Regions from separate parts of the Homo sapiens genome. Here regions 1, 2, 4 and 5 are each linked to region 3. The links are chromatin loops, found by intact Hi-C in ENCODE. Cell type or tissue: mammary epithelial cell. All regions are shown on one strand. Region 1 has its middle 11 kb from the start of ACOT7. Region 2 has its middle 3.9 kb from the start of ACOT7. Region 3 holds the start of HES3 (hes family bHLH transcription factor 3). Region 4 overlaps CHD5 (chromodomain helicase DNA binding protein 5). Region 5 overlaps KCNAB2 (potassium voltage-gated channel subfamily A regulatory beta subunit 2).

Region 1 (5,000 bases), 160 kb after region 3:
TGTGTGGAACAGGGCCTGGCATAGAGGAAGGGCTGTGTACAGCTTTGTGAATCAGCTTGAGAAGCCAAGCAGCCCTGGGGTCCTGGGGGCTGCAGGAATGGATGCGTTTGACCAGATGGGAGGGATTCAGATCACCTTGGCCCAAGGAGAAGACCCTAACTGGTTCAAGCTGGGATTCACACAAGAGGAGGACACTGCAGGATTCTCCAGGGTCTGCCATCACAGCCTCCCAGGAATCATACAGGATGCAGCCGGAGAGCCGCTCTGTTCACACAGCCACTGTGTTTCTTTCATGTTAATGAATTTAGCTCTTGTGTTTATCCTCTGCAGAGATGATAGACACTTCATGATTATTCCTCTTGTCCATGGAATTGAATAGACAAGACCCTAAGTCTGTTGCCAGCAGGAAATGTGAGTAAATGCTGAAGCATACACATAGTCTTCTGTTCCCAAAGGGCCGACACATCTAAAAGACAAACAGAAGAGGCTACTTAGAGGGGCACGATGGCTCTCCTCTGTAATCCCAGCACTTGGGGAGGCTGAGGCAGGTGGATCACTTGAGCCTAGGAGTTCCAGACCAGCCTGGGCAACATGGCAAAACCCCGTCTCAAAAAAAAAAAAAAATTAGCCGGGCATGGTGGTGTGCACCTGTGGTACCAGCTACATGGGAGGCTGAGGCGGGAGGATCTCCTGAGCCTGGGGAGATCATCTGGACATCAGAGTAAGACCATCTCAAAAAAAAAAAAAAAAAAGGAACAGCCTCTCCTCCTAACTGAACCTTTTTTTTTTTTGAGACGGAATTTTGCTCTTGTGGCCTAGGCTGGAGTGCAATGGTGCCATCTCAGCTCACCACAGACTCCGCCTCTCGGGTTCAAGAGATTCTCCTGCCTCAGCCTCCCAAGCAGCTGGGATTACAGGCATGCCATGTGCCACCATGCCTGGCTAATTTTCTATTTTTAGTAGAGACAGGGTTTCTCCATGTTGGTCAGGCTGGTCTCGAACTCCTGACCTCAGGTGATCCACCCACCTCGGCCTCCCAAAGTGCTGGGATTACAGGGGTGAGCCACCGCACCCGGCCTTTTTTTTTTTTTCTTTGAGACAATGTCTTGCTCTGTCCCCCAGGCTGGAGTACAGTGGCATGATCACAGCTCACTGCAGCCTCAACCTCCTGGACTAAAGAGGTTCTCCCACCTGAGCCTCCTGAGTAGCTGGGACTACAGGTGTGCACCACCAACCATGGCCAGCTAATTCTTTTGATTTTTATAGAGACGGGGTCTCAGTATGTTTCCCAGGCTGGTCTCGAAGTCCTGGACTCAAGTGATCCTCCTGCCTTGGCCTCCCGAAGTGCTGGGATTACAGGCATGAGTCACTGTGCCTGGCCTAACCTGATCTTTAAAGTCAAGTGCTCTGACCCCAGAATGAACCACTCCAAAGAGACCTAAAACTCATAAACGACCCATTTGAAAGCGGGACCCATAATCCAAGAGGGAAGGTCAAAAATAAATGGGTCATTTCCCGGAGAAGAAAAACACCTCTATGTTTGGAGTAGACATACATTCATTTCCCAAAAGCAGCATTTGGAGATCATCTCTTTAAGTAGGTCAAACTTTATAACTAGAATTATAGCCGTGCCCCGGTGCCTGCAAATTAACGGGGTTAGTGGGAGGAGATCTAAGTGACATGACCTGGCCGGGCGCGGTGGCTCACGCCTGTAATCACAGCACTTTGGGAGGCCGAGGCGGGCGGATCACGAGGTCAGGAGATCGAGACCATCTTGGCTAACACGGTGAAACCCCGTCTCTACTAATAATACAAAAAAATTAGCCGGGCGTGGTGGCAGGCCCCTGTAGTCCCAGCTACTGGGGAGGCTGAGGCAGGAGAATGGCGTGAACCCGGGAGGCGGAGCTTGCAGTGAGCCGAGATCGCGCCACTGCACTCCAGCCTGGGCGACAGAGCGAGACTCCGTCTCAAATAAATAAATAAATAAATAAATAAATAAATAAATAAATAAATAAATAAAAGTGACATGACCTGTGAAATTCTCCGCGTTGCTTCCCGTAAGCCGCAAGGCGCTCCGTCTCTCGGTCTGTGGCCCTCTGGCTCCACCTAGGGGCCGAGCAAATTCCCAAGCGCTGGGTCCCGCGCCCCACCCGGGATCCCACCTGGGCGTCATCTCTTGGGGCGGTCTTGCTACAAATCACAATAAACGTTCCCCCACTCAAATTTTTAACAAGAACTCCGTGATTATGACAAAAGACACACAGTCAAGGGTAATTCTATTTTTCCTCATGATAATAAAAAGCTGAGGTATAATTGTATGTTTCTCAAGGGCCTTAAAGAAAAACGATGTTGGTTTTATGCATCAAGTAATTGCTGTGTGAAGAGCTAAAGGGCCCTCATGTGCAGGAGATAATCAGCGGGAGCTCTGCACCAGTGTGACTGTGGCCAACACACTGGAGGCGACTGCTCCCAGCCCGCAGCCCCACCCAGCAGAGGCCGGAGCCCAAGACGGTGCCCGAGTCGCTTCCTCACCGTTGGTGAGCAGGCTCCCAGAGAAAGAACTGCCTTCCAACCAAACGCCCACCAGATGAGGGAGATTTGGGCGAAACGGCCACACATTCATCTTGACACCTAGGATCACTCAGAGAGCAGAACTACCTTCTGTCCTCAGCAGGACAATAACTCAAGTTAGATTCAGCATCAGCGGGAATGACCTGGAGGGGCTTCCTAACTGGTGATGAGGCGGCTAACTAGTTGAGTAAAAATGTTATAAACCAAAGGGTCCGGAGTCTTACAGTCCAAACCCACCTCCATGCACCTCCTAGCTGTGTGGCCTTAGGTAAGTTCCTTGGCCCCTCTGCACTTCAGTTTTCTCATCTGAAAATGGGGCAATAATAGTATCTACCTTGTCAAGTTTGTATAAAGATTAGGTGAGTTACCAGGCACACATCAGAGCAGGGCCTGGTGCAGAGGGAGAGCCTGGTAGATAGCACCATTATACCTAATTCATAGTGAGCATTCTCAAGGGCCAAACAGGCATTTATTGAGCATCTTATATATACCAGGCCCTGTGCTGGGCGCTAGTATCTTACCTATGATACCACATGGTACAGAAACCATCTGGGTATTCATAAAGGGCAGTTGCAGAAAAAATGCACAAATCGTAATTGTACGGCTTAATGCATGATCATAAAGGAATGCACCCATTAACCCGTCCCCAGATCAAGGAAGACATCACCAGCACCCCAGAAGTGCTTCTCTTGCTTTCTGCCAAATATGGGGACCTCTTCTCCCTAAAGGGAATAACCATCCACAACATCAGTGCTGTAGTGGGTAGCAGGAATTTGTGCATGCTTGTTGCTGTATAATGTTGCATTGCATGAATAATGAATATAAGGATCTTTGCATTTCTTTTTTTTTTTTTTTTTTTTTTTTGAGATGGAGTCTCACTATGTCGCCCAGGCTGGAATGCAGTGGCGCAATCTCAGCTCACTGCAAGCTCCGCCTCCTGAGTTCACGTCATTCTTCTGCCTTAGCCTCCTGAGGAGCTGGGACTACAGGCACCCGCCATCATGCCCAGCTAATTTTTTGTACTTTTTGTAGAGATGGGGTTTCACCATGTTAGCTAGGATGGTCTCGATCTCCTGACCTCGTGATCCACCCTCAGCCTCCCAAAGTGCTGGGCTTACAGGCATGAGCCACTGCACCTGGCCTGCACTTCTTTCTTTTCTTTTTTGGAGACAGAGTCTCACTCAGTGGCCCAGGCTGGAGTGCAGTGGCACAATCTTGGCTCACTGCAACCTCCACCTCCCAGGTTCAAATGATTCTCCTGCCTCAGCCTCCCGAGTAGCTGGGATTACAGGCACCCGCAATCATGCCTGGCTAATTTTTGTATTTTTTGTATTTTGTTGTTGAACATGGGGTTTCACCATGTTGGCCAGGGTGGTCTCGAACCCCTGACCTCAAGTGATCTGCTTGCCTCAACCTCCCAAAGTGCTGGGTTACAGGCATGAGCCACCATACCCTGCCAAATTATGATTCATTTAATGTCTGTGGCATCTATAGTGACTCCCCTCTTTCATCCCCAATATTAATAACTTGCAACATTTCTTTTTTCTTTAGTAGTCAAGCTTAGTTTATCAATTTTATTGATGATTTAAATAAATCAGCTTTTGGTTTCAAGTATTTCATCTATTTTCTGTTTTCTAGATTTCTGTTCTTTTTATTTCCTTCCTTTGACACATTTTGGATTTAATTGGCTCATCTTTTTCTAGCTTCTTAAGCTGGAAGTTTAGATAATTGCTTTTTTTATTTTCATTTTTTTGAGACAGAGTCTCACTCTGTCACCCAGGCTGGAGTGCAGTGGGGCAATCTCAGCTCACCGCAACCTCTGCTTCCTGGGTTCAAGTGATTCTCCTGCCTCAGCCTCCTGAGTAACTTGGATTACAGGGGTTTCGTCATGTTGTCCAAGTTGGTCTCGAACTCCTGACCTCAAGTGATCTGCCCACCTTGCCCTCCCAAAGTGCTGGGGTTACAGACATGAGCCACCATGCCTGGCCAGATAATTGCTTTTCTTTTCTTTTGTTTTGTTTTATTTGTTTGTTTGTTTGTTTTGAGACAGTCTCGCTCTGTCACCCAGGCTGGAGTGCATTGGTGCAATCACCTGGCCAATAATCGCTTTTAGATGTTACTTTTCTCTTTTCTTTTTTCTTTTTTTTTTTTTGAGACGGAGTTTCGCTCTTGTTGCCCAGGCTGGAGTGCAATGACACGATCTTGGCTCACCACAACGTCTGCCTCCTGGGTTCAAGTAAGTCTCCTGCCTCAGCCTCCCAAGTAGCTGGGATTAGAGGCATGTGCCACCACGCCTGGCTAATTTCGTATTTTTAGTAGAGACGGGTTTCTCCATGTTGGTCAGGCTGGTCTGGAATTCCCAACCTCAGGTGATCCGCCCGCCTTGGCCTCCCAAAGTGCTAGGATTACAGGCGTGAGCCAATGCACCC
Region 2 (5,000 bases), 150 kb after region 3:
TGTTACAGCTCTTAAGGTGGCGCATCTGGAGTTTCTTCCTTCTGGTGGGTTCGTGGTCTCCCTGGCTCAGGAGTGAAGCTGCAGACCTTCACAGTGAATGTTAACGGCTCATAAAGGCAGTGTGGACCCAAAGAGCGAAAGAACAACACTCCTACAGCGTGGAAGGGGACCAGAGTGGGTTGCCACTGCTGGCTCGGGCAGCCTGCTTTTATTCTCTCATCTAGCCCTACCCACATCCTGCTGATTGGTAGAGCAGAGTGGTCTGTTTTGACAGGGTGCTGATTGGTGTGTTTACAATCCCTGAGCTAGACACAAAGGTTCTCCATGTCCCCACCAGATTAGCTAGATAGAGTGTCGACACAAAGGTTCTCCAAGTCCCCACCAGCGTAGTTAGATACAGAGTGTTGATTGGTGCATTCACAAACCCTGAGCTAGACACAGGGTGCTGATTGGTGTGTTTACAAACCTTGAGCTAGATACAGAGTGCCGATTGGTGTATTTACAATCCCTTAGCTAGACATAAAGGTTCTCCATGTCCCCACCAGACTCAGGAGCCCAGCTGGCTTCACCCAGTGGGTCCCGCACTGGGGCTGCAGGTGGAGCTGCCTGCTAGTCCCGCACTGTGTGCCCACACTCCTCAGCCCTTGGGTGGTCGATGGCACTGGGTGCCGTGGAGCAGGGGGCGGTGCTCATTGGGGAGGCTCGGGCCGCACAGGAGCCCATGGAGTGGGGGGAGGCTCAGGCATGGCGGGCTGCGGGTCCCGAGCCCTGCCCCGGGGGAAGGCAGCTAAGGCCCTGCGAGAAATTGAGCACAGCAGCTGCTGACCCAGGTGCTAAGCCCCTCACTGCCCGGGGCCGGCGGGGACGGCCGCGGCTCCGAGTGCGAGGCCCGCCGAGCCCACGCCCACCTGGAACTCGCCCTGGCCCGCAAGCACCGCTCGCAGCTCCGGTTCCGCCCACGACTCTCCCTCCACACCACACCGCAAGCTGAGGGAGCCGGGTCCGGCCTTGGCCAGCCCAGAAAGGGGCTCCCACAGTGCAGCGGCAGGCTGAAGGGCTCCTCAAGTGCCGCCAAAGTGGGAGCCCAGGCAGAGGAGGCGCTGAGAGCGAGCGAGAGCTGTGAGGACTGCCAGCATGCTGTCACCTCTCACAGATAGGGTTTCACCATGTTGGCCAAGCTGGTCTTGAACTCCTGACCTCAGGTGATCCACCCACCCCAGCCTCCCAAAGTGCTGGGATTACAGGCCTGAGCCACCTCGTCCGGACGCAGACTTTTGTTTTTTAGTGAGAATTAAGTTGATGCAAGCATCAAGGGCCCCCAAGCCTGTTCAAACACCACCTCTTCCCAATTGAATCCTGAAATGGTTGGAAGCAGTAACTAGATTTAGAGCCTCAGGCAAGGTAGTTTCCTTTTTTTTTTTTTTTTTTTTTTTAAATCTTTTGAGACAGAGTCTTGGCTCTGTCACCCAGGCTGGAGTACAGTGGCACAATCCCTGCTCACTGCAGCTTCTGCCTCCAGAGCTCAAGCAGCCCTCCCACCTCAGCCTCCTGAGTAGCTGGAGCCACAGGCATGTGCCACCATGCTCAGCTAATTTTTGTACTTTTCTGTATAGAAGGAGCCTCACCACATTGCCCAAGCTGGTCTTGAACTCCTGGGCTCAAGTGATCCACCTGCCTTAGCCTCTCAAAGTGCTATGATTACAGGTGTGCATCACTGTTCCCAGCCTGGCAGTTTCTTTACCTATGATATGGGGGTGATAAATACTTTCCTGACCGTTGTGAGGACTACTTGGCAGGCTGAGGTAGGGCCTTTCTTCCTCTTCCCTCCTCAAACCTTCTGTTTCTCTATACTGCTCTTCCCCCAGCTATGAGTGCAGCAAGAATTTACTAAGACCCCATGCTCCCTGTATAGGTGTGCTTGCTCCTCTGAGCATTACAGACACTTCATTGTTCAAAATCTTCTAAATCTGCCTGGCATGGGGGCTTGCACCCATAATCCCAGGAGGCTGAGGCAAGAGGATCCCCTGAACCTAGGAGTTTGAGGCTGCAGTGCCCTCTGATGGCTCCTGTAAACAGCCACTGCACTCCAGCCTGGGCAACATAGACTCTGTCTCTTAAAAAAAAAAAAAGTTCAAATGCTGCTTGGGACACAAATCAGGGACACAAAAAGCCAGATTCCAGCCACACACTGAACCAGAGGGAATCTTAGACAAGGATGGGCCAAGTGGTTTAGAATGAAATAGCCTGGGCCCTCCAGAGTGAGGCCAAAAAGTGATCTGGAACAGTTCCTATACTTTTGGGAAAGGGTGTGGCTACCCTTCCACCTGAGACAGCATCTGTCCCTCCTGCTCACATCACTACCCCGAAGGTGGTAGAGGGACCCAGAAAAGATAACAGCTCAGCCCAGAGATTATCATGTACCCATTCTGCACTGTAGAAAGAAAATAGTGCTCCAGATTACTACTTATGATGTTGCCCTGTTTTTAAGGATGGCAATGGGGGCGCCCAATTCCTCAGCAAAAACCTTGTGAATGATTTTGGCCATAGTGCTAATGGATTTACACTGATTTTGCACCTTCCACAGTCTCACCTTCTCGTGTTAGGCTATTTTCTACTTGCTCCTCAAGCTATGGGCCATTTCTATCCCTGCTTTCAGCAAAACATCTCAAAAGAGCTGCTTACACACACACCCTCTCCCCTCACCTCCCATCCTCCTTTGAACCTGTTCCAGTTTGGTTTTTGATTCTACCAGTCAATCTATCAAGGTCACTAATTCCTTCCAAGTTGCTAAATCCGATAATCTGTTGTCAGAAGTCATTTTCCTTGACCTCTCAACGGCATTGAGCAGATGTGACCTCCCTATCCTGGAAGCGCTCCTCCCTCACGTCCGTCTTCCTCCCTCGCTGGCCACTGCTCAGCCTGCTCTGCTGGCACTGCCTCCCTGCCTCCTGTCAGAACTTTAGACAAGCCCCAAGCAGTGCTTGAACTCTTGAGGTCTCATTCTGTCTCATCACTTTTTTTTTTTTTTCCTTCAGACAGGGTTTCATTCTGTCACCCAGGCTGGAGCACAGTGGTGCAATCACAACTCACTGCAGCCTCGACCTCCTGGGCTCACATGATCCTCCCACATCAGCCTCCTGAGTAGCTGAGACCACAGGCACACACCACCATGCCCGGCTATTTTTTGTATTTCTTTATAGAGTCTGGTCAGGCTGGTCTCGAACTCCTGGGCTCAAGCGATCCACCCATCCTGGCCTCCCAAACCAAAGTGCTGGGATTACAGGCATGAGCCACCATGCCTGGCTGTCTCATCACTCTAAATTTATTGTTATTTTTATTTTTTTGAGACAAAGTCTCGCTCTGCTGCCCAGGCTGGAGTGCAGTGGCGCGATCTCGGCTCACTGCAACCTCTGCCACCCGGGTTCAAGAGATTGTCGTGCTCCAGCCTCCAGAGTAGCTGGAATTACAGGCCCCCACCACCACACTCAGCTAATTTTTTTATTTTTAGTAGAGACAGGGTTTCACCATGTTGGCCAGGCTGGTCTTGAACTCGCGATCTCAGGTGATCTGTCCGCCTTGGCCTCCCAAAGTCCTGGGATTACAGGCATGAGCCACTGCACCCAGCCTGTCTCATCACTTTAAGTCCCATCTGTATAATACATATCTCTGGCCAGCTCAGAGCTCTCCCCTAAATTCCAGATCCATGTATCCCTTGTCTGCACCAAATCTCACTTTGGTTGCATGGCAGGTACCCGACACTCACCTTGTCCTGATGCCCCTCAGAAATGGCCATCCCAGGAAATTGCAGTCCCGTCCCTCCAGTTGGTCAAGCCAAGACCCAAGGAGTCACCCGTGACTCTCTCTCTCCCTCACACCCCTCATCCAAACCATCAGCACATCCTGCAAGCTCTGCCTTCACAATGAATCTGGGATCTGAACAGTCCTCACTGTGGCATTCAGGGTTCTGCCCCACAGCCACATCCACGCTTCTGACCTCATGAGCTCTCTCCCCTGGCTCACTTAGCTCCAGCCACCCTGAGCTCCCGGACAGTCTTCGAATGTGCCGGACATATCTCAGAGGCTTCACGCTTGCTCCTTCCTCTGCCTGGGCCACCCTTTACTCAGGCAAACATCACCTTCTAAATAAGGCCTTCCCCAGCCATTCTCTATTAGGCCCATTGCAGTCCCCCCACTCTTCTCCAGTACTCCCAGTTTTCCTCCCTGGTTTATTTTTCTCGTTAGCACCTAACACCATTTAATACGTATTGCACCCATATGTTTATTGCCTCTCCCCCAACTAGAAGGTATAGAGCAGGAATTTTTTACTGTTTTATTCACTGCTGTATCCCAAGCTCCAAGAAGAGTGCCTAGCACATAGTAGGTACTCAATAAATATTTTATGAATGACTTCATAGAGATAATTATTATATCAACAGCAGATATTAATTCATTATATTTAGCTTATACTCTTTAAAAATATTGACAAACTGTCACTTTAAACAATCTTTAAATATTTTAAACTATCTTTAAATATATGGTTTAGGCCGGGCGCAGTGGCTCATGCCTGTAATCCCAGCACTTTGGGAGGCCGAGGTGGGCAGATCACAAGGTCAGGAGATCAAGACCATACTGGCTAACACGGTGAAACCCCATCTCTACTAAAAATACAAAAAATTAGCCGGGCGTGATGGCGGGCGCCTGTAGTCCCAGCTACTCAGGAGGCTGAGGCAGGAGAATGGCTTGAACCTGGGAGGCGGAGCTTACGGTAAGCCGAGATCCCACCACTGCACTCCAGCCTGGGCCGCAGAGCAAGACTTTGTCTCAAAAAAAAAAAAAGAAAAAATATGTATATATCTATATATGGTTTAAATAGGGCTGGGCGTGGTGGCTCACGCCTGTAATCCCAGTACTTTAAGAGGCCGAGGCAGGCAGATCACGAGGTCAGGAGTTCAAGATCATCCTGGCCAAGATGGTGAAACCCCATCTCTACTAAAAATACA
Region 3 (5,000 bases):
GGCCCGGCCGGTCCTGGCGCTTCAAAGCTGCCCGGCGCGTGCCAGCGCCCGCCGCCTGGTCTCGGCCCCCGCCGCCCTCCCAGGCCCGGGTCGGCCCGGATCTGGCCCGCGGGCCCTGCGGTCCGGGCTGGACAGAGCCCCAGAGCTGCTGTTGCCGCTGCCTCGGCCTGAAAGGGGGAGGGCGTGGCGCGATTCTCCACGCTGCTTGGCGCCTGGGAACGCCGCTATCCTGGGAAGGGTAGGCGGGGGCGGGCTGGGGGGAGATGCCCTGGCTTGATAGAGCTGGGGGGCGCACCCCACCCTGAGTCCCTACACAGAAGCCGGTTTGTTCATTCCTCTGCCACAGGGCTCAGCTGCAGAATTTTTGCGACTTCCCTGTCACCCTCAGAAGCAATGGGGGCTGCATTGTTCAGAATATAATTTTACAAGCCCCAAAAACTAAAGCCATGAGGGCCCATGGGAGGTGTCTAGGTTTGAACCCAGGGACTTCCTGGAGGTCAGCCTTCCTGTCCATCACAGCAGCTACAGTTCAGCCTCCTGGAGTCCAACCAGGGGGATGGCCCCAGAGCCTTGCTGTAGGCCTAGCCCATCCTGGGGCAAGTGCTCCAGGCGCCTCCTCCACTGGGTCCGCCGTAGTCTGAATCATAGATTGGGGTGCGGGCCCTGGATCTCTCGAAGTGTGGCCTGGAGCTCTTCCCAGAATGTCAGTGGTCTCCTGCCACCACCACCTGTGCGTGGAGCTGAGAGCAGGCTCATGGGAGTAGACTTCTAGTGCTTCTCCATGGGGACAGGGTCTACCACCAAAGCCACCCAGCCTGGAAGCCCAGGGCTGTAAGGAAGGGAGAGGCAGCCGTGTTCACCCCACCTGCCTCCTGTGGGAAGTCCGCGTTGGATCCTAGCAGTGTCAGAGAACACAGGACCCAGGCTGCACCCTCACCAGGACCCCTCCCAATCCCAAGGCCCCAGCAAGGATGAGGCTGGCTGTGGCCCCGCGGGTGGGCTGCATGCTTTAATGGGACACAGGCTGCTGCATGGCCCCCGCGGGCTCAGCTTGTGCCTGGCTTTGAGCAGCCACAGGCAGAAAATTGCTGCATTGTCCCGACATTAGGGCAACTAATGCGGCGTTGCGGGTATAACCAGAGCATGAAGTGCATAAAGAGGCGTCGCCTTGGCATCTTCATCAGTCCCGAGGGAGCCCAGAGCCCTGTCATAGTCAGTGAGGCAGCCTGTGGCCAGCTGGCCCATGTACCTCCCCAGTAGGTGACCCCTGGAATGCTTGCACTCCAGGGTATCAAGGACTTGGCAAGTGGGACTGGAGAACTTACGGGGATTGGGACAGGATGGGCATGGAGGGGGTGGGCATGGCAGGGGTCCTCAGACTGGGGAAGTGGTGGAGGCCAGAGAGATAAGGAAAAGACAGATAAAGGGGAGGGGGGGGTCCCTCGGGAGACAGGGGGGGTCCTGAAGGTGAGAGGAAGCCTAGGCTATGGGAGGGGGCTGAGGGAAGGAGGTGGGGAGCTTCCCAGTGCGTCCTCCCTCGGTCCCCTCCTCCTCAAGGTTTCTAGAGTCCAGAGGGCCTCATTGACATGTAAACGAGGGTCCCTATAAAGGCGGCGCTGCCTCGCACTGGTGCATGGACTGCAACATGGGCACGGAGCCTGCTGCCCGGGGCAGCCTCCCCGGCAACTTCCGAAAGGTCTGGGGTCTTGAGGGACTAGGGGCAGGCACCCTTCCCCGGGAGGTGTGGGGGGGTGCCGAGGGCAGGAGGGTGGCAGTCCTGCACTCTAAAGGCTGTTCATCTGCAGATTTCCAAGCCGCTGATGGAGAAAAAGCGCCGGGCACGCATCAATGTGTCACTGGAGCAGCTCAAGTCGCTGCTGGAGAAACACTACTCGCACCAGGTGAGACTCAGGCGGGGTGGGGGTGGGTGGGTGATACGATCCCAACCTCCCTCTCTCCACCTCGGGAGGCCGGTCTAATAGACCTTTCCATGGTCGGGTAGATCCGGAAGCGCAAATTGGAGAAGGCCGACATCCTGGAGTTGAGCGTGAAGTACATGAGAAGCCTTCAGAACTCCTTGCAAGGTATAGGGGAGGGCTGGAGGGAGGAGGGGGAGGCTTGTGGGATCAGAGCCAGGGATGCACAAGGCCAAATAAAGAGGGATACCTCAAGGACCGCTTGACCCCGGGCTTTTGAGACCAGCCTGGGCAACATGGCAAGACAGCAAATATAAAGAGGACAACTCGGAGGCAGGTGCAGTTGGTGAGGAGGGGGCCCCAGCTCGCTAGGGGGCGAGGGAGGAGCAGTAAAGCCCGGGCTGGCTGTGCGATTGCAATCTGGGTGGTAGGTCTGGACCCCGGGGGAGACGTTCGGGTCGTCTGACCTCCGCCCTCCTCTTCCCTTCCTCAACACGCTTCCTCCCTCCTTTCCCCTCCACCTCCACTCCCCTCTCCTCCCTCCCTTCCTCCCCTCCCCTCCCTCCCCCTTCCCCTCCTCTCCCTCCCCCTCCCCTTCCCCTTCCCTCTCTTCCCCTCCCTGTTTCTCGCGTCCGCTCTTCCCCACAGGGCTCTGGCCTGTGCCCAGGGGAGCCGAGCAACCGTCGGGCTTCCGCAGCTGCCTGCCCGGCGTGAGCCAGCTCCTTCGGCGCGGAGATGAGGTCGGCAGCGGCCTGCGCTGCCCCCTGGTGCCCGAGAGCGCCGCCGGCAGCACCATGGACAGCGCCGGGTTGGGCCAGGAGGCGCCCGCGCTGTTCCGCCCTTGCACCCCTGCCGTCTGGGCTCCTGCTCCGGCCGCCGGCGGCCCGCGGTCCCCACCACCCCTGCTCCTCCTCCCCGAAAGTCTCCCTGGCTCGTCCGCCAGCGTCCCCCCGCCGCAGCCAGCGTCGAGTCGCTGCGCCGAGAGTCCCGGGCTGGGCCTGCGCGTGTGGCGGCCCTGGGGAAGCCCCGGGGATGACCTGAACTGAAGGCGCTCCCTATTTGGTCTCGCGACACAGGGACTATTTTCAGCACGCCCACAGTGACTGCCAGGACCCCCCAGTCGTCCGTTCTGGTCGTGGGGCGGGGGTGGCTTGGAGAGGGCCGCGCACCCCGCAAGCGCAGGGAAATACCCCCAGCCCTGCCGGACTGGGTCTGCGCGTCTGGGCATAATCCACCCCCACTCTAGCTCCACCTACACACGCCGGACCGCTCGCTCTCCGCCCATCCTCCGGAGGGGCTGGGAGGGGGTGTCCTGGGCTGCGCCCCTTTCCCAGGGACCCCTGGCGGGCAACCCGCCCGCCCCCACCCCCGCCCGGTTGCCGCGCAGCGGTGGGAATGTCGCAGTTGGCAACAGCGCAGAGCTGACCCCTCGCAGCGAGGAGAATCGCTGCCCCGCCCCGGACCATTCAGCGGACCGCGGGCGCCCGGTTCCCACCGGCACAAAGCGCGCCTGGCCCCGCCCCGCCGGCAAGGGGCCCCCAGCCTCCCCCAACCCGGGATCCTCTTGACTTCCAAGGACCTCCTTCGCAAGCGGTGCTGCCCACCGGGCTGGCGCATTCCCCGAGGCCCACCCTTCTCAGAAGCCCCGCCCCTAAGATGCACCGCCCCAACCGGACGCCCCGCCCACGCGGTTCCTGGAAGGGACCCATTGCTTGGTGGCACCAGCTTGAAGGCTGCAAAAGTGAACCCGGTGCCTCTCGTGGGAGAGGGGAACGCCTTCCGCTCGACAAAGACCCTGGCCCACATTCCAAGCCCGGACCCCGTAGACCCCGCAGCTCCAGATCCCTAGGGCTGCCGGAGAATCCAATCCCTGGACGGCTCTCGGAGCGCGCTGCGCCACTTTATTGGTCCATAATGAGGTCACTGCTGCGCACGGACTTCGGTGGTGGGAGGCTCTCAAGTCAGATTTTCTTCCCCTGGGCTTCTGGCCCAGGAGTCCGGGCCAGCGAGGGGCAGCTTGGGTTGTGGGGTCAGAGATCCTGGCACCCTCTCCCGACACCTTGTAATTCAGAATAAAGCCAGCGCGAATCTGCGAAGTCGGTATCAAGAGGACACCAGAGGTCTAATGTCTCCCACCCCTGCGATGCCTAGTTAGGTGCATCTTTTGTAACCACAAATACCAACTTTCTACAGAAGCTCTTCTCTTTTTGGGCGGCCCTGACCTGCAGGGCACTAAACCCGTCCTGGTCCAAACGCGTGGAGAAGGACCCACGGTCCTTCAAAAACCCAGCTCCACTGTCGCACCTAATGGGCTCGCTGGAGCTGGGGCGAGGGTGGGAGTCCCGGCTGTCGCCGTCCAGGGTGGCCTCTCCGGTCTGCTTCCCGCGGTGTGGGGTGGGGTAGAGGCCAGGACAAATCCCTCTGCAGTCCACCAGGTGGCGGTGTTGCACTGCAGACCCAAAGGTCCTTCCTCCAAACTCCAGGGCGGGCGCGCGGGGGGACAGGGGCTCGACAAGTCCCAAGCAGCTTAGGCCCAGCTCCTATTGCCCTGCCCTGTTCTGTCTCTTCAGTCAAGCTCACGGTGACTAGCAGCCCCAGGTGCCAACCCTGGGGCAGGGGTTGCCACCTGGGCTAATAGGGCCTTTCCTCCACTGGTGGGCTGTGGAGCCCACCCCACTGCTTCATCCTGTTGCTACTCCAGGACCATCTCACTCCTCACTCGCTGGTGGGACCTGAGCATTTGTCTGAAGACAGAGAGCAAGTCCAACCCCCCAAAAATGTCACACTACCAGAAGAACTCAGGTTCCAGAGGAAGACATTAAGGGCAGCTGGCCAGCCCTGCTGTGGGGTTGTAGAAGGGTTTTCTACGAAACCAGCCTTGGAATGCCAGGTGCAAATCATAAGGAAGTTTTTATTGGGTCCTGTACAGAAGAGAAATGCTCCGTTGTCAAAAAACTACAAAGGGATCCCTGGCTCTGGGTGTGCTATGAAGACAACTCCCTCCCCAGTGAGCCCAGGGAACAGGCTGGATGCTGGACAAAGTTTGGGAGGGAGCTCCAGGCCCAGGGTCCTCCACTTGGGGTC
Region 4 (5,000 bases), 140 kb before region 3:
GGAGGGATGGAGGAATGATGGAGCGATGGAAGGATGATGGAGGGGTGGAAGGACGGACGAATGGAGGGGTGGAAGGACGGAGGGATGGAGGGATAATGTAGGGATAATGGAGCGAAGATGGAGGGATGGAGGGAAGGTGGAGGGATGGGGGAAGATGGAGGGATGGAGGGATGATGGAGGGATGGAGGGATGATGGAGGGATGGAGGGATAATGAAGGGATGATGGAGAGATGGAGGGATGATGGTGGGATGGCGGAGTGGAGAGATGGAGGGATGATGAAAGGATGATGGTTGGATGTTGGAGGGATGGAGGGATAATGAAGGAATGATGGAGAGATGGAGGGATGATGGAGGAATGGAGGGGTGGAGAAATGGAGGGATGGAGGGATGATGGAGGAATGAAGGGATGAGGGAGGGATAATGGAGGGATGGAGGGATGATGAAGGGATGATGGATAGATGGAGGGACGATGGAGGGATGGAGCGGTGGAGAGATGGAGGGATGGAGGGATAATGAAGGGATGATGGAGAGATAAAGGGATGTAGGGATGATGAAGGGATGATGGATAGATAAAGGGATATAGGGATGAAGCGATGATGGAGGGATGAAGGGATGATGGAAAAATGAAGGGATGATGGAGGGATAATATAGGGATGGAGGGATGATGGAGAGATGGAGGGATGATGGAGGGATGAGGGATGATGGATGATGGAGAGATGGAGGGATGATGGAGGGATGGAGGGATGATGGAAGAATGAAGGGATGATGGAGGAATAATGGAGGGATGGAGGGATGATGAAGGATAATGGAGAGATGGAGGGATGGAGGGATGATGGAGGGATGGAGGGGTGGAAGGATGGAGAGATGGAGGGATAATGGAAGATGGAAGGATGGAAGGAAGGTGGAGGGACGGGATGATGGAGGGATGGAAGGATGGAGGGATGATGGAGAGATGGGGGATGGAGGGATGAAGGGACGGTGGAGGGATGGGTGATGGAGGGGTGAAGGGATGGAGGGATGGAGGGATGGAGGGATGATGGAGAGATGGAGGGATGATGGAGGGATGGTGGAGACATGGAGGCATAGAGGGATGATGGAGGGATGGAGGAATGATGGAGGGGTGGAAAGATGGAGGGATGATGGAGGGTTGGAGGGGTGGAGAGATGGAGGGATGATGGAGAGATGGACGGGTGGAAGGATGGAGGGATGGAGAGATGACGGAAGGATGATAGAGGGATGGAGTGATGATGGAGAGATGATAGAGGGAAGATGGAGAGACGGAGGGATGAAGGGATGAAGGTATGATGAAGGGATAATGGAGGGATGGAGGAATGGAAGGACGAAGGGATGATGGAGGGATGGACGGGTAGAGAGATGGAGAGATGGAAGGATGGAGAGATGATGGAGAGATGGGGGATGGGGGTGGAAGGATGGAGGGAGAATGGAAGGATGATGGAGGGATGAAGCAATGATGGAGATGATGAAGGGATGACGGAGAGATGGAAGGATGAAGGGATGGAGGTATGATGAAGGGATAATGGAGGGATGGAGGGGTGGAAGGATGGAGGGATGAAGGATGACAGAGGGATGAGGGATGGAGTGGAAGGACAGAGGCATGGAGGGATAATGGAAGGATGGAAGGATGGAGGGGTGGAAGGATGGAGGAATGGAGGGATGATGAAGGGAAGGAGGGATGATGGAGAGACAGAGGGATGGAGGGTTGGAGGCATGGAAGAATTATGGAGGGATGGAAGGATGGAGGTGTGGAAGGATGGAGGGATAAGGGATGAGGGATTGAGGGGTGAAAGAATAGAGGGATGGAGGGGTGGAAGGACGGAGGCATGGAGGGATGATGGAGGGGTGGAAGGATGGAGGCATGGAGGGATGGAGGGATGAAGGGCTGTGCCAGGGGAGGTAGCCCGAGAGCTGGGGCTTATTTGCAAGGGTGTATGACTGCACTTGCCCAGAACCGGGCACCAGGGGGTGCCCTGCACCAGGCCCTCCCAAGCTGCAGGCAGCACTGCCAAGTGGGGACACAGCAGGAGCTTCCAAAGAACTCCTCCCAGGAGCCCCTCTGGGCTGGGCAAGGGCCCACGGGCTGCAGACGAGCCAGCCAGAAGCGCTGCCTGACGCTGGGCTTCCCTCCTAAGAGTTCTCAGGGAGACCTGCAGCCCCAGGCCCTACTGGGCACAGGATCAGAGTACACCAGGGAGGGCTGCAGGGCACAGGGAGGGGTCCAGCAACTCTCACCACAGGGCCACCCCTCCCCCAACCAGCCGGGAGCCCCGAGGGCAGAAGTGTGCCCTGTGACCACAGGCAGAGATGTGCAGCCAGCACCAAAGCTCTGAATCCTGGGAGATCTTGGGCAAACTACTTCCCTTCCCACACGGGGCCAAGGAGAAGGCTCCAGGCTGATGGGTATTGCCCGGGCTAAAGACACAGTGCATTTAAGTCACGCTGTCAGGACTCAGAAGCCTTTACAGTTTCGTGGTTTTCTGTGTCACTAGCCCGGGCCGGGGCCCGCACAGAGCAGGCTTGAGAAACAGGCTGGAGAAGCAAGCAGCCTCAGTTTCCCTGCAGGGGAGATAAGGGGTCTGATGACAGGACTGTTCCATCTTGGCCCAGAAGTCCACCGCCCTCTGGGCTGACATCTGTCCCCAGCCCCTACCCCATCAGTGCCCTCATCTACAGCCAAGAGCGCTCGCTGGGCAGGAGGAAGGGCGGGGGGCTGCACCGTGGGGGGCAGGACTTGCTCACCCTTGTGCAGGACGGCATTGGCAGGCTTGTTCCCAGCAAGGGACTCCTTGGACAGGTGCTGGTGGCTCTCGGCGAGGCACTCCACTTCAGCCAGGCGGGCGTTGAGGGCCATGGCGGGGTGGTTGGGGTCCTGCGTCATGTTCAGGTACGCGGCCCTCCGGAGCTGCTCCTCAATGACCAACGCCTGCTCCAGCAGCTGGGGGCGGGGCGCAGCGTCGGCCCGGCCCCTCCCGCTGAATGGCTACCCTCCGTGCTCCACCAGCGCCCACCCCAGGCCAAGGCTCCCGGCAGAAAGGAGGGAAAGAGGACGTACTGCCATCTGCTGCCCACCCTGGCCTGGTGGTGGCCAACCCTTGGAGCTGTCACCAAGCTGGGTTCTCTGTACCCCAACACCCCAAGGCGGCAGATACTTCCCAGTGGGGCCAGGGCCAGAGCAAGGATCCACCACTGTTAGTTGATGGACATACTGCTGCTTCGTGGCAGCGTGACCCAGGTACACGGGGAGGGGTTGCTGCTCTCTAATTCCTTTGCCTTTGCGAGGGTCCTCCTGACACCGTCCCTCCCTGCCCCGTGCAGCCCTGGCCCTTCAGAAGACAGACCTTAAACCTGCGGGCCAGGAACTTGTTCTTCATCTCCAGGTAGTTGCCCTTGTGGACCTCAGACTTGAAGGGCTCGTTGAGGATCATGTACCGTGGGTCATTCTGGATGTCCTGCCAGCGGGCGTAGCCGTGCCTGGGTGGGGCACCATTAAGGGCAAACCTGGCCGTTAGAAGTGGTGGGGCCGTAGGGGGAGGCAGCTCAGGGAGGGGGAGGGGCCAGCCCGGGGGTCGGCATTCTGGCTGTACGCTCTCAGGCAAGTCCTTAAGCCCAGCTGCACGAGGAACATATTGATGACACAACAGTGACAGTATCAGCAGACACTGACAGGTGCCCTGGGTGCACCAGACACAGCCCCGGGGCTTCAGAGGGTTAACTCTTCACCCCAACAACCTGGGGTGCATACGTTTAAGTCTTGCCCCCAGTGCCTGTGAATGGGAACCTTTTTCGGAAATAGAGTATTTGCAGATGTAATGAAGTTAAGAAAGGGTCATGCTGGACTAGGGTGGGCCCTAAACTCAATGACTGGGATGCTTGTAAGAAGAGGAAAATTTGGGGCCAGGCATGGTGGCTCGCGCCTGTAATCCCAGCATTTTGGGAGGCCAAGGTGGGCAGATCACTTGAGGCCAGGAGCTCGAGACCAGCCTGGCCAACAAGGCGAAACCCCGTCTCTACTAAAATTACAAAAACTAGCTGGGAGTGGTGGTGCATGCCTGTAGTCCCAGCTACTCAGGAGGCTGAGGCAGAAGAATCACTTGAACCCAGGAGGCAGAGGTTGCAGTGAGCTGAGATCGCACCACTGCACTTCAGCCTAGGCCACAGAGCGAGACTCCATCTCAAAAAAAAAAGAAAAAGAAAAAGGCCGGGTGTGGTGGCTGACGCCTGTAATCTCAGCACTTTGGGAGGCCAAGGTGGGTGGATCACTTGAGGTCAGGAGTTCGAGACCAGCCTAGCCAACATGGTGAAACCCCGTCTCTACTAAAAATACAAAAATTAGCCAGGTGTGGTGGGGCACACCTGTAATCCCAGCTACTCAGGAGGCTGAGGCAGGAGAATCGCTTGAACCCGGGAGGCAGCAGTTGCAGTGAGCCGAGATCAAGCTGCTACACTCCAGCCTGGGTGACAGAGTGAAACTCTATCTCAAAAAAAAAAAAAAAAAGAGAGAGCAATGTGGACCCAGACAGAGACACATAAGGAAGAAGCCGGGATGACAGCGGCGGGGAGCGGGCGACACAGCAATGCCGAGGATTTCTAGCCACCGCCAGAAGTGAGGAAGATTGAGGAAGAACGAGGAAGGCTTCCCCCGGAGCTCTCAGAGGGCTCTCCCCGAGGTCCACGGAGGAACGGGCAAGTCCCTGCCCAGCCCGGCCTGGCCAAGGATACGTCACGATGCCCGCCAGCAGCCAGTAGTCATGGCGCCGGTGCCAGATGTCGTAGATTTTCCCAGAGGATACAGCAGCCCGCTCCTCGTTCTGCCACAGCGTGTGCAACTCTGGGAAACAAGCCAAGGTGAGCAGGGTGAGAAGTGCCCCAGCTCTCACGCACAGGCAGGCTTGGAGAGCCGCTCCCTCCCTACTTGCCACTGCCTCCACCCCCAGAGGTCCAGTGTTCCAGGGTGGCTAAGAAAGGTTATACGATGGACTTCC
Region 5 (5,000 bases), 190 kb before region 3:
TGCAATGATGCGTTCAACAAGCAGGGAATGTGTTGTATAGATAGCATTTCCCTTTACAAGGCTAAGAGCAAATAGGACCTTCCCATGTTGGGGCCACCTGGCATGCGGGGGTGAGGTGCCTCCCTGGCATAATTACAGGAGAGTTTACTTCAGCAACAGGTGTGCCCTGCGCTGCTTTCCCAGGGACAGCTTTTGACCCAGTTTTACCCTGGGAACCACCTCAAGAGACCACCATGACATGGTACCGCAGTCACCACGGAACAGCAACCCTGGTCTTCAGCATTTGGGGGGCTCAGGCTCTGCATGCTCTCTGTGCTCCCGTTTTCATTTGGACACTTGGGGTGCAGCTGTCCTGCCTGGAATGCAGCTTTGCCTGTGCTTGTCTCACAGATGCAGGGGACAGAAAAGGGCAGCTTAGCCAGAGTTCCTGGCAAGCACTGCTTTGCGGACTGAGAATCTCATGCCAAGAGGTGTTTACATCCAGGGGCCGGGTCCCACTCCTAGACACCAAGACCTGGTGGTGGCACTAGTTAAAGGATGTTTCGCTGCAGCTGCCCCCTGCCCCAGGGCCAGCCATCCAGCCTGGGGCACGTGGGGCATTGGCACACTGTCTAACTCATCACCGTCTGGACAGTGGCAGCTCCCAAGCCAGGCGGCACCATGCTGTCCATGACGTACAGCGAGAGTCTGCGGAGCGTGAGCAGCAGGTGCCACTCTGAATGGGCCCTGCACCCCGTCCGCCAGACGGACACGCTGGAACTGCAGCGGCTGCGGGAGGTGCGGGCGGCTGCCCAGGCCAGGAACATGGAGAGCTTCCTCCGCATGCACGGCCTTTCCCTGGACGGCTGCACCGCCCAGCGCACAGGCATGAAGTATCGGTAAGGGCCGGGCAGGGGGGCGGTGGGGTGGGAAGTCTGATTTCAGCCATATAAATATGTATAAAAGGGCTGGGCACGGTGGTTCACACCTGTAATCCCAGCACTTGGGGAGGCAGAGGCGGGTGGATCACCTGAGATCAGGAGCTCGAGACCAGCCTGGCCAACCTGGTGAAACACCACCTACTAAAAATACAAAAAATAGCCAGGCATAGTGGGGCGCACCTGTAGTCCCAACTACTCAGGAGGCTGAGGCAGAAGAATTGCTTGAACTCAGGAGGCAGAGATTGCAGTGATCCAAGATCATACCACTGCACTCCAGCCTGGGCGACAAGAGTGAGACACTGTCTCAACAACAACAACAAAAATGTATAAAGGAAGAAAATGAGGCCAGGCACGGTGGCTCATGCCTGTAATACCAGCACTTTGGGAGGCCGAGGTGGGTGGATTGCTTGAGCCCAGAAGTCTGAGACCAGCCTAGGCAACATGGCAAAACCCCATCTCTACCCCAAAATACAAAGAAATTAGGTAGGCATGGTGCCATGCACCTGTAGTCCCAGCTACTTGGGAGGCTGAGGTGGGAGGATTACCTGAGCCCAAAGAATCTGATGCTGCAGTGAGCCGTGATCGCACCACTGCACTCCAGGCTGGGTGACAGAGCGAGACTCCATTGCGCAAAAAAAAAAAAAAAGTTTAGTAAATTCTCCATGGGGTAAAAATGTGTGGGTGTGTTTCTCCATGGGGAAAAATGTGTTTCTGGGTGTTGGAGACCCCTGCTCTTAATGATAGGCACGTAGGTCTGAATTTTCTTGGAACCTCCAAAGGACATTCTTTTTAGTGCGCTTGTCTTTGAATTCAGCACCTCGGACAGCGCTCTGCTAGCCACCGTTCTCTGGCTGGTGTAAATCCCTCTCAATTGCAAATTGACAGCTTTATCTTCTGTGCCTCTCAGGAACATGCCCTTGTGAGAGCCATTCAGCCAAAGAGGACCCTCCCCACCCAGTCCTTGTAGAGTTGCCAGTTAAATTTGAAGTTCAGATAAACGCGTAACTTTTTAGCATAAATACGTTCCATGCAATATTTGGGTCATACTTATACTAAAAAGTTCCTCATTGTTTATCTGAACTTCAAATTTAACTGGGCGTCCTGTGTTTTATCTGGCAACACTAAATATCTGGCTTCCGTCTGAGACAGACCCTAGGGATCATCTGCGTGCTCTGTGCAGAGTGGAGTGCAGGCCAGGACCGCTCCTTTAACGTTTTCTCCTGTGGACGGCGTGTTTGGTCCTTCAGCCCATTGTTTGAATATGTGGTTGTAATTTAGAAACAAAACACTTCTCCTGTGAGTCCATTAGATGGCAGTGTTTTTCAGGCTTTGTATCCTAAATCCAGCTGTAAAGGAAGGACAAAGGGTCCGCTAGTTTGGCCACAGCTGACCTCCTTGTTCTGCTGGAAATTTCTCAAGAAGGAGACGCTGGGCATTCATGAGGGGCTGGTCATTGATTCCTTTTGTTTATTCAGTAAATGTTTATTGAGAGTCTGCTTGGCACCAGGCGCTGAGCCAGATCCTGGAGCTGCTGCATGAACAAGAGCAACCAGGTCCCCAACCTCACGGCAGCCATGGCCTGGGGGTGTGGGGGGCAGAGAAGCAGCGAGCTTGCACGGAGACAAGTTCCAACAGCGACCACTGGCCGAGGCAGCAAAGCAGGACAATGCAATGAAGAAAGACCAGGGAGGCCGAGGGGGAACCCTCTGAGAGAGGGATCATCTGAAGATGTGGAGAACATTCCAGCCCAAGAGGAGAGGGGTCTGGAATGGATGCCTCTCTCAGCTGGAGGAGCGAAGAGAAGGCCCAGGCGGCTAGGCTGGAGGGAGGAAGGTGGAGGACACAAGGCGATGATGCAGGAGGGGCCAGACCCCATCCTCCAAACTCAGGGAAACCTCAGCTCTCTCCTATGTGGACAGGATTTGTGATGGAGGATAGTTTAGTGGGTTAAATCAAGACCCCCCAAAATTCACATTCATCCTAAACCTCAGAATATGACGTTAGGCTGGGTGTGGTGGCTCACGCCCGTAGTCTCAGCACTTTAGGAGGCAGCCTGGGTAACATGGCGAAACCCCATCTCTAAATACAATCAAAAAATTAGCCAGGCATGGTGACACATGCCTGTGGTCCCAGCTACACAGGCGGCTGATGCAGGAGGATCACTTGAACCCAGGATTTCAACGCTGCAGTGAGCCCTATTTGTGCCACTGCACTCCAGCCTGGGCGGCAGAGTGAGACCCTGTCTTAAAAAAAAAAAAAAAAGAAGAAGAAGAAGAATGTGACATTATTTGGAAATAGGGTCATTGCAGATATCATTAAGATGGGGCAATGGGGCCATACAAGACTAGAATGGACCCTAATTCCTACGACTGGTGTCCTTATAAGAAGGCCATGTGGTGATAGAGAGTGGAGTGACGGGTCCACAACCCAAGGGACTCTGAGGAGTCTCGGTGTTACCGGTGGAGGGTGTGCAGCCAGGTTCCTGGCATCTTGAACAAAGAATTGGACAAAACGCACATACAAAGCAAGGAAAGAATGAAGCAACAAAAGCAGCCGGGTGAGGTGGCTCACGCCTGTAATCCCAACAGTTTGGGAGGCCAAGACGGGTGGGTTACATGAGGCCAGGAGTTCGAGAGCAGCCTGGGCAACATGGCAAAAGCCTGTCTCTACTAAAAATACAAAAATTAACCAGTCGTGGTGGCGGGCACCTGTAGTCCCAGCTATTCGGGAGGCTGAGGCAGGAGAATCACTTGAACCTGGGAGGCGGAGGTTGCAGTGAGCCAAGATGGAACAAAAGTACACTCCACAGGATGGGAGTGGGCAAGCGGCTCAAGAACCTGGATACAGAATTTTCTGGGGTTTAAATACCTTCTAGAGGTTTCCCATTGGTTACCTGGTGTACATCTTATGTAAATGAAGTAGTGGCCTGTGATCATTCTGATTGGTTGCAGAAAGTGACCAATTAGAGGCTGAAATGAAGTTACAAAGTTACACTTCTATGCAAATGAAGACTTGGCCCACAGCCAGCCTGATTGGTTGCGGGAGGGGACAAATCAGAGGTATTTTCCATTTTTCGTCTGCCACACAGAAAAGGGGGCGCCATGCAAAGAGAGTAGCCTCTGGTTCTTTTGTTACTTGGGCGTGGAAAGTTGGGGTTTTCCTTTTGACTTAGTTATAGGAAATCAGCGGGAATTGGCCTTCAGTTCCCTGCCTCCAGACCCTGGTCTCCTGCCCCAACAGGAGCCACGAGATGCTGGAAGGGACAGGAAAGGACACCTCATGAGGGTGTTTGGAGGGAACACTGCCCACACCTGGACTTCAGACTCCAGAAGTGGGAGAGAAGACATTCCTGTTGTTGTAAGTCCTCTAATTTGGGGATCTTTGTAATGGCAGCCGCAGGGAACTAACACAGGTGGAGAGAACATATCTTTTATTTGCCTGAAGCCCCGAGGAAAATGCCTGAGCAGCCTCGGAGACACTGCAGGTCCCACTGTGGGGCTGAAACGCCCTTGGGGATCTCGCTTCTCAGGGAGTGGAGGAGACCAGAAGACAAACGCTTTTTTTTTTTTTTTTTTTTGAGTTGGAGTTTCGCTGTATCGCCCAGGCTACAGTGCAGTGGCACAGTCTCGGCTCACTACAACCTCTGCCTCCCAGGTTCAAGCGATTCTCCTGCCTCAGCCTCCCAAGTAGCTGGGACTGCAGGGATGCACCACCATGCCTGACTAATTTTTGTATTTTTGGTAGAGACAGAGTTTTGTCATGTTGACCACGCTGGTCTCAAACTCCTGACCTCAGGTGATCTGCCCACCTTGGCATCCCAAAGTGCTGGGATTACAGGCATGAGCCATCTCACCCCACCAACAAAGTCCCTTTAGCAGTTGATGGGCCAGAGGTTGTTGTTACACCCAGGTCAGGGTGAAGGTGGGGCGGGGAGGGTGGTGGCCTCACTCTATCTGGTGAATTTCATTTTGCTGCACCAGGGTTGACGGGGTGGGTGGGATGCTCCGTGACTCAGACCACCAGTTATTAAAGATCCCAGATAAATTTATTCTGTGCTTACCTCTTCTCCGTCAGCGACTG

Evidence for each region. A loop is a pair of places that touch in the nucleus more often than their neighbours do. Peaks named below come from ENCODE experiments on the same cell type or tissue, not always from the same donor. Only the 100,000 strongest peaks of a DNase experiment are listed, where the experiment ranks them.
Region 1: a loop joins it to region 3, with 8 times the contacts of the local background. A loop is called at or near these places in 96 of 110 quality-filtered maps.
Region 2: it touches region 3 in a loop (7-fold over the local background); 93 of 110 quality-filtered maps call a loop at or near these places.
Region 4: it touches region 3 in a loop (23-fold over the local background); 30 of 110 quality-filtered maps call a loop at or near these places.
Region 5: a loop joins it to region 3, with 18 times the contacts of the local background. A loop is called at or near these places in 80 of 110 quality-filtered maps.

The regions. Positions count from the first base shown.
Region 1 is chr1:6,402,739-6,407,738 of GRCh38, forward strand. No RefSeq gene overlaps it. Among named protein-coding and RNA genes, the nearest start is that of ACOT7, 11 kb to the left of the region's middle. In mammary epithelial cell, a CTCF peak has its summit at 2,108 (motif pointing left); a DNase peak (open chromatin) is centred at 2,083.
Region 2 is chr1:6,395,144-6,400,143 of GRCh38, forward strand. No RefSeq gene overlaps it. Among named protein-coding and RNA genes, the nearest start is that of ACOT7, 3.9 kb to the left of the region's middle. RefSeq lists an enhancer at 261-785. In mammary epithelial cell, a CTCF peak has its summit at 2,056 (motif pointing left); no DNase peak of the experiment used is centred here.
Region 3 is chr1:6,242,546-6,247,545 of GRCh38, forward strand. HES3 (hes family bHLH transcription factor 3) reads left to right here and starts at 1,634. Exons shown (of 4, transcript NM_001024598.4): 1 at 1,634-1,696; 2 at 1,806-1,901; 3 at 2,003-2,084; 4 at 2,565-3,033. The coding sequence starts at 1,821. The coding sequence ends at 2,962. GPR153 (G protein-coupled receptor 153) reads right to left here. Exons shown (of 6, transcript NM_207370.4): 6 at 4,808-5,000. RefSeq lists an enhancer at 1,772-2,329 and silencers at 2,566-2,917, 2,761-2,920, 3,071-3,210, 3,331-3,630. In mammary epithelial cell, CTCF peaks have their summits at 2,691 (motif pointing left) and 4,346 (motif pointing right); a DNase peak (open chromatin) is centred at 2,696; H3K4me3 peaks cover 239 bases; H3K27me3 peaks cover 1,975 bases.
Region 4 is chr1:6,107,038-6,112,037 of GRCh38, forward strand. It overlaps CHD5 (chromodomain helicase DNA binding protein 5), which reads right to left. Exons shown (of 42, transcript NM_015557.3): 36 at 4,738-4,846; 37 at 3,357-3,489; 38 at 2,758-2,953. Among named protein-coding and RNA genes, the nearest start is that of KCNAB2, 64 kb to the left of the region's middle. RefSeq lists a silencer at 1,919-2,018. In mammary epithelial cell, a CTCF peak has its summit at 1,982 (motif pointing right); a DNase peak (open chromatin) is centred at 4,814.
Region 5 is chr1:6,050,877-6,055,876 of GRCh38, forward strand. KCNAB2 (potassium voltage-gated channel subfamily A regulatory beta subunit 2) reads left to right here. Exons shown (of 16, transcript NM_001199862.2): 2 at 635-878. The coding sequence starts at 661. Among named protein-coding and RNA genes, the nearest start is that of KCNAB2, 7.5 kb to the left of the region's middle. RefSeq lists an enhancer at 2,559-3,059. In mammary epithelial cell, a CTCF peak has its summit at 2,237 (motif pointing right); no DNase peak of the experiment used is centred here.